Regions from separate parts of the Homo sapiens genome. Here region 2 is linked to region 1. A link is a contact called in ENCODE Hi-C or POLR2A ChIA-PET data. All regions are on one chromosome and are shown on one strand. The core of a region is the stretch at or near the end of the contact, and the rest is flanking DNA. Distances in the headings are between cores, read along the strand shown. Region 1 has its middle 5.6 kb from the start of LAMB4. Region 2 overlaps NRCAM (neuronal cell adhesion molecule).

What was found. A loop is a pair of places that touch in the nucleus more often than their neighbours do. ChIA-PET counts read pairs that join two places held with the same protein, here RNA polymerase II (POLR2A). Pooled maps may share reads with other maps.
Region 2: a loop to region 1 is called in a map with no recorded cell type, with 8 times the contacts of the local background. The contact joins two enhancer-like sites. A Hi-C loop is called at or near these places in 2 of 37 single-sample maps with no recorded cell type and 2 of 50 pooled maps. POLR2A ChIA-PET finds 5 or more read pairs at or near these places in 1 of 52 experiments (T-cell).

Annotation. Positions count from the first base shown.
Region 1 is chr7:108,133,950-108,137,973 of GRCh38, forward strand. No RefSeq gene overlaps it. Among named protein-coding and RNA genes, the nearest start is that of LAMB4, 5.6 kb to the left of the region's middle. Within about 2 kb of position 1,847, at least 4 of the 41 ENCODE cell types and tissues checked have a DNase peak (open chromatin) inside an H3K27ac peak, as active enhancers do.
Region 2 is chr7:108,307,234-108,311,257 of GRCh38, forward strand. All of the region lies in intron 3 of NRCAM (neuronal cell adhesion molecule), which reads right to left. Among named protein-coding and RNA genes, the nearest start is that of NRCAM, 150 kb to the right of the region's middle. RefSeq lists a silencer at 1,712-2,006. Within about 2 kb of position 1,843, at least 3 of the 41 ENCODE cell types and tissues checked have a DNase peak (open chromatin) inside an H3K27ac peak, as active enhancers do.

The DNA.
Region 1 (4,024 bases), core at 597-3,096:
AATTTAATCCCCTCATCAACCTGTGAGGTAGACACTAAATTATTCTCATTTTATAAATGAGGAAACTGAGGCACAAAGAAGTTAAGTAACTTGCCTATCATCACACAGATATCAACATTTCTTTTAATTCCCCCGAGATGAACTGAAATAGCAAGAAAGCAGGGGAAGTAGAGTAGTAAAGATCAGGTTGTTGGGGGCCAGTCTCAGGTATCAAATGGCAGAACCAATCCTCCCAGGGACCTTCCCTTCCATCACGCTGAACTGTGCCAGGAAAAATTGTGAAAATCTTTGAAATGAACAAAAATATTACTTGGTATCTTATGTAGTATATCTTTCCTGTTTATTTCTGTGTTTGAGCTACTTTACAACTCTGTACTCTTAGAATACTGATAGTAGTACAAACGACTCTTGTCCATGGAAATGCCAGTCGTGTCCTGTAGAGATGCAGTTCATTATTGCCATATAGATATTGATAGATACAGATACCAGCCAATTGATTTCAGCATTTCTGATGGCCTATACATGTGTGTTTTTTAAAAACTTCTCCTTTGAACTGGTCATAACATTCTCTTGTTTCTCTCATTAATGAACAAATTGAATAGAATCTTTGGTATATATTTGCTTTATATTTGTATAAGAGTCATGATTTTGCCTTTAAAAATATTAACCCTTAACATCTGCTTGGCATTCCTAAGTGTGCCTGTGTGGTGTATGTGGTTTCTCCTGCATGGAATGTTTTGCCTACTTTATCTAGATCAAGGATCAGCACTCTACAACCCACAGGTCCATGCTGGCCACTGCCTGCTTTTATGGGGCCTGCAAACTAAGAACGGCTTTTACATTTTTAGATATTAAGAAAAATTTTAAAAAATAGTATTTTGTGACATATAGCAATGATATGAAATACAAATTTTTGCACTCACAAATAGTTTAATTAGAACTGTCCAATTGATTATCTACATATTGTCTACAGCTGCCTTGTTTATGCTACAATGGCAGAGTTGAGTAGTTGTGAGAGACCATACCACCTGCAAAGCCAAAAACTCCTACTAGCTGACACTTTACAGAAAAATTTGTTAAGCAATGATCTACTTCATGCTGCTAGAGTCTCAGTATCACCTCCAGGTCATTTTCTCTACTCCTCCATTCTGGGCTGTGTTTCCATTTCCTGATGCATGTAATCCCCCGTGTGTGTGTCTACTTTAGCAGTTGCCATCCCTGCTGTGTGGCTGACTCTCTCCTTATACCTCCACATCTAGTCTGTAAAGCCTTCAAGGACATGGGTTTTGTCTTATTTACCCTTCCATCCCCAATGCCTAAGATAGTGACTGGCACGTAATTTGCACTCAAAATTTGTTGAATAAATGCTTCTTATCCTGTACTGGGTAACAAGGGCATTTGCATAGCATGGTATTCCGAACAAGTATTTAACAACTGGCTAGCTATCAACCTTATTTTTAAGATAAGATGACAGAAATCAGTTTTTATCTTAATCCCCAGAAATGAAATGATACAGCAAGGAAGTGTTCGGGTAGAGGCAGTGAAGACAAGCTTGCTGGGGCTTGGCAAGAGTGGCTGTGCTCTGAGAAGGTGGAATGTGCCTGGATGAGAGCACATGTTTAAAACATCTTAAGGAGACTGCCCAGTTCTAACCAGTGTCCAACCTGGGCAGAGATCGGAACAGCTTCTGGGAGTAGCTTTCTCATTGTTTTTCACCTGCCTACTTATCTGTGGGTTTCAGAGTCCCTTCTGCTTGTCTTTCCATCTCCATTAATTCTTTGGTTTTTCTGCTTTGCCCTTCTTGTCATGTCAAGAAACTTTCACCTTGGTCTTGTGGCTTCCTGTATCACTCAGTGTGTCTTACCCAAGCACGTCTCCGGAGGCCAGTTCTGCTTTCTCAGGCAGCTCTTTGTGCTGCTCCAAATTTTCACTTCCGGAAGGTATCATTGGTGAGGAAAGCCAAGGGGTCACGTCACATTCAGTAATCAATATGGGATTTAGGTGATTAAAATAGCTTAGAGAATGAAAATATGGTTAGGAACAAGATTTTCAGAAAACTCTAAGCACTCTTTCAGAACTAAGCATTGTACGATTACAACTGCTCCCCAAATTGGCATCAGTTCTTTTCTGAATCTGTTGATTCTCTTCCTCAGTCTTCAGGTGTGCTTCTCTGCCTTGTCCTGCTACAGGATTTGTCATCACTTGGATGATCTAGGAATTCAGGTCCCAGACTTGAAATCATGTGGAGTCTTATATCTCCTCCGCCTACCATAGGCCTAAGCACAAATGTCAGTTCCTCAAAGGCAGTGACCTTCTGTTTCCTTTGCAACCCTCCCACATCTGGCATATTATAGAAGCTACAGGAGGTATTGGCATTGATAAGATCATATTTCCATTTCCCACATGTTATGGGTTGAATTGTGTACTGTACCCCTCCCTCTAAATTCATATGTGGAAGTCCTAATTCCTAGTACCTCAGAGTGTGAACTTATCTAAGAAGGGGGTCATTGTAGATGTAATTAAAGTTAAGATGAGGTCATACTGGAGTGGGGTGGGCCCCTAATCCAATATGACTCGTATCCCCTTTCACATACAAAAAGGGAAATTTGGAAATACAGAGACGTGTATATAAGAAAAACACCACGTGAAGACTAGAGTTCTGCTGCCACAAGCCCAGGAACCAGAAGCTAGGAGAGAGGCCTGGAACAGCTCTTTTTCCAGCACCTTCAGAGGAAGCATGGCCCTGCTGGCACCTTGATCTTGGACTTCTAGCCTCCAAAACTGTGAGAAGATAAAATTCTATTTTTTTTTTTTTTTTTTATTGAGACAGTCTTGCTCTGTTGCCCAGGCTGGAGTGCAGTGCCATGATCTCGACTCACTGTAACCTCCGCCACCTGAGTTCAAGAAATTCTCCTGCCTCAGCCTCTCGAGTAGCTGGGACTACCAGCGTGCGCCACCAGGCCCGGCTAATTTTTTTGTATTTTTAGTAGAGACGGTTTTGCCACATTGGCCGGGCTGGTCTTGAACTCCTGACCTCAGGTGATCCACCTGCCTCAGCCTCCCAAAGTGCTGGGATTACAGGCGTGAGCCACCGTGCCTGGGAAAGTTCTATTGTTTAAACTACTCGGTTCATGGTACTTTGTTACAGAAGTCCTTGCACCCATCTTTCTTCTTCCTAACCCCAGTACTGGGATTGTGGGTCTGTTATCACTTAGAAGCCATTGCCATTTGAGTTTGTTGAACTTTTGCTTTTCCAAACTAAATGTTTCCCCTTGTATTAGTTCCCTCTTGCTGCTGTAACAAAACTACCGCAAACTTGGTGACTGAAAACAACACAAATTTATTATCTTACAGTTAAGAAGTCAGAAGTTTGGAATCAGTCTCACTAAGCTAAAGCCAAGGGTTGGCAGGTCTGGTTCCTTCTGGAGGCTCTGAGGGGAGAATCCATTCTCTTGCCTTTTTCAGCTTCCAGAAGCTTCTGTGGCTCCTTCTTTGTGTCACACAAACCTCTTGCTTCCATTGTCATGTCTCTTGTTACTAAGGTGGATTCTCCTGCCTTCCTTTTACAGGGACCACTGTGACTTTATTGTGCCCACTAGGATCATCCAGGATATCCGTCTCTATATTCTTAATCACATTTTTGAAGTCACTATTGCCATGTCATATATTCACAGGTTCCAGGGATTAATTAGGCTATGCACATCTTGGTGGGGGGCATTATTCTTTCTGCTCTACCCTCTTTCCATCTATTTCCTTTCCAAATTTCATTCATTTTCCAGGGTCCTCTTCTAGGATTCCTCTATTTCAGCCCACAGTGGCATCTGTCTTTGTAATTATAGTCTATAGACCACCACAGGGCTTGGTCCTAGATCTCTAATTGTTGGGTATGAAGTCACCTGGTCCGCCACATGCCCTGAAGGGAAGGTGCCTGAAGTGCAGAGATCATTGTTTTCATTCTTCCATCTCTCTTGAAATCTGTGACATTAGCTATGGGCCCAAAGATGTAAAAAATTGCTTGATGGAA
Region 2 (4,024 bases), core at 593-3,092, 170 kb after region 1:
CTCAGGTGCAGTGGCGGCTTAAGGAGGCATCCCAGGAACACATTAATCAACACATTCAAGGAATGCATTAATCAACACTGCTATAACGGCTGGCATGCCCATTGTTTCACTGTAGCATGCTAAAGAGCACAGAGCAGCAATGTGAATGTGAATTTCCACCATGCTACAAGAAACAAAACCCTTTTCAGGACTGGCTCCATGCACCATATCCTACTCGACTCTTTCAATAGAAATCATTCTCTCCTGTATTCGTGGTAGTTTATGAACTTGCTTTCTGCAACAGTCAACCAGAAACAAAGAATCTTTACAGACCAGCTAAGTTTGACAATAGCTGTAGAAATGCCTTCTGCAGATATGAAAACTTGAATCCATCCAAGAGATTTTTTTCTTTGCCTTACAAAATGAATGCTGTCATGAAAGGCAAAATAAAAGAAAACAAAGCAAAGCAAAAAAAAAAAAACCCAAGCATCTATTTGTGTATGCAGTCAGTTGTGACAGCAACATACTGCATTACCAGCAGGGGCCTGGTCCTGGCCTCCTGCTCCACACTGGGTTTCATTTTCCTCCTGGGTAGTTCCCTAGATAACCCTCCTGTCAGGATTCGACTCCCTCCAAAAGCAGCCAGGGATGAAATGGCCAGATGCTGGAAGGAAGAGACATGATAAAATACCCGCAGAACCTAGGCACACATGTCTACCTTTGTATAGAGTACCATGTGGACCTGAACACCTGAGGCCTTCCAGTATTCCTGCTGTGTCTCACTTCCAATTGTCCATACTTGGAGTATCTCACCCATTAGGTTATGTTGCACAATTAAAGTTCAATAAATGATGATTCTGGTGATAAGAATGCTGAATACAAAGATCCTAACTCAATGAATAAGGGATGCCATTTATAACTTTCATTTGGAATAAGCTTCCTCTCAGGGTGAGAATTATTTTAATAGAGGTTGTACTTGCTGGGAACAAGAGCCACAGGGCAGTGCCCCTGCCTTTTGGTGGCACTGTTCTGGTCATTTTGGTGAACCTCAAAATTAAAGTCTATGGGTCACGAATCTAGACTTATTTCATCACGAGTTCTGATTCTAATAATCCCAGAAAACAGTTAAGAACTACAAGCCAAAAGTACAGCAAGGAAAAGAAATCAAATCCAGTAAGTATATGCAAGAAGCTATTTGCAAAGGTCACGCATTAGCCCTTTGGTGTATAAATGCTAAGTGCTCTACATTTCATGTACTGGAGTGACTCAGGCAGTTTTTTATTTCCAGTTTCAAACCAGATATTTCTCCCCACTAGGCTACAATGGGAGGAGAGGGGGGAACACATAAAAGTTGCAGGATTCCTTCTACTGACTACTAGCACCAATTATTGCTGCCACAAAAACATAATGCCACTGTTTTCATCATTGTCTCACTATGGCATTATCCTTACCCAGCTATCTCCCAAGAGAAAATGCTGATGTCTTTCTTCAAACACATTTCAACTGCTCTTTCTGAGCCTTCAGAAACAGCTATCAAACTGAGCAGCCCAGAGTGGTGGGAGTGGTGAGAAGGGGGATAAGGTGAGATGTCCAGAGAAAAATGGCTGTGTCCCATAAGAATAATGAGGACAGGATGCAAGAGGCAGAAATGAGATGCCTAATCAATAAAGGCATCTCAATCACGGATGTGAATAAAACTCAGAGATAAATATCAGGAAATGTATAATTTAGCCTCCCTACAGAAATGTTGCACATTGAATTTAATATGCTTCCATCTGACCCCAGGACAGAGAGCACTGCTCAGACTTCATGTGGAAATGGAAAGCTGAGCAGTCGCCTGGGTTGAAAGAACAGAATGTTCTTCACTGCATTGTCATTCAGCTTCCAGGAATGCTGCATTTCAGTGGTAAGTAGTCATTCTGTGAAAAAGTTCATCACGATCACAATAGAGGGACTGTCCAAGTATGCTAATGTTTCAAGAGATGTCACTTAGTTGAAATCTGTGCCTTGCCTTCATGCTATGTCACAATGAAGAGGGAGGAAGTTAATTTGTATAAGAAAAGATTGTTCTAGTTTTCCAGATGACTACATATTGAATCAAACTTTACTGGTATAAAACAATAAAGAGGTAAATATTTTTTACTTGGAGTTAGATCCCTGTCTTGGTTTTTATAAGTTCTAGGCATCCCAGAGTAACTGCTTTATTCATGAGCTTTTAATCTTCAGCTTCATGGGGCAAGTATTCTTTCTGTGGGTGCTGGGTCTTCTTGATTTGACTGGTATCAACTAAACTCAGCCTTAAAATGATCCTGTAGGACAAAATTTTGATAGCTGTCTTTACTGTTAAATTGTATTAAAAATTGGCCAGGCATGGTGGCTCATGCCTGTAATTCCAGTACTTTGTGAGGCCAAGGCAGGCAGATCACTTGAGGCCAGGAGCTCAAGACCAGCCTGGCCAACATGGTGAAACCCTGTCTCTATTAAAAATGCAAAAAGTAGCCAGGCATGTTGGTATGCATCTGTAATTGTAGCTACTCAGGAGGCTGAGGGATGAGAATCACTTGAACCCGGGAGGTGGAGTTTGCAGTGAGCAGAGATCGCGCCATTGCACTGCAACCTGGGTGACAAGTGAGACTCCATCTCAAGAAAGAAATAAATTAAATAAATAAATAGCATTAAAATTGTATAACTATTAGGATTTTGTAATAAAATACAGGTTCACTTTTACAAATCAACTTAATTATAAGATAAAAGTCTTTTTACTCTTACCAGTTTTACTATTATCTATTCAGGATGTAACTACCCTTCTCCTAAGATGTACATATAACTTTAACAACTCGGTATTGTAAAGTCCAAGGGAAAGAACAAATTTCAAGTCATCCACAAAAACAGTCAGTAAATGACTCCAGCACCTTGTCAGGTTATTCTTCATACACAGCTTGCTGCCAAATGGGAACATGCTTTAAGGTGCAGCCTGGGCATTCTTCTTCCTCAGACTCCTTATGGTTACTACTAGGACCAAACTTACACGAATGTGGCCAGCAGAAAACTCATTTTACGAAGTGATTTCAGAGGTATCCTCTCTCCTCACTCTGGTTGATTATCAAAATGCCACCACTAGCAGCCTTGCATTTTAGCTCAAGGTTTTCAATGCAGGTAGAAGACAGATTTCCCAGGGAGAGAATGTACACATTAGGGTTAATGGCAAACGTGAGCAGTTTTTATGTGTGACACTGGATAAGGGCAGACAGAGGGCACTTCCCAAACAGAAGGATGTGGGATGGGCCTGAGAGTTTGCAAACCACAGTCCACAATTCTGGCTGCATGCATTTTTCTGAACATCACAGCATGCCAGTGAATGTGGGAAAAACTACTGAAAACTCTAAGTAGCTACGAAAAAAACTTATTTATTCTAATGTCAGAGGCCAAATACTTGAATAGCCTAGGGACATTCTGAGTATAAGTGTGCTTTAGAATTTTGGGAAGTTTCAGTCAGTCTTTGTGAGGCCAGGGAAACAAATTGGGAAGACTCAGTATTTAGTTTTGACAAGATTCAACCATTCACGAAACCAAAAAATGAGACATTTTAGTGGCTCTCATAGGACCTGACAACTAAAAGCTCTCTTGAGCCAATTAACAAAAGGCTAGCCAGAAAGACCAACAAGAAGTGTGTATTGAGAAAAGAAGAATCGAGCCTTTTCACTTGTTGCTCTAGAAGACAGAGATTTTCAATCGAGTACCCTTCACACGATGGAAGAAAGAAAAAATAATGCATCCAGCCAGAAAAACTCCCTTAGAACTACCTGAGAGTGGGCTAGGAAGTGGGAGAGCACCTGCTGTTGAGCCAAGCGTTTCCACCTTAAAAGGGCACCATGTACTTCCTCACAGTGGCCGCTGTTTTCCCTGCTCACCAGAAAACACCATTTTTACAAATAAACTCCCGCCCTCAGTGTCTTACTACCTTATAGATATCAGACAATATATTATCTACGAAAGAATTTTCCATACCTTACTGCTGATACTAGTATTGTACTGGTAAGCCACC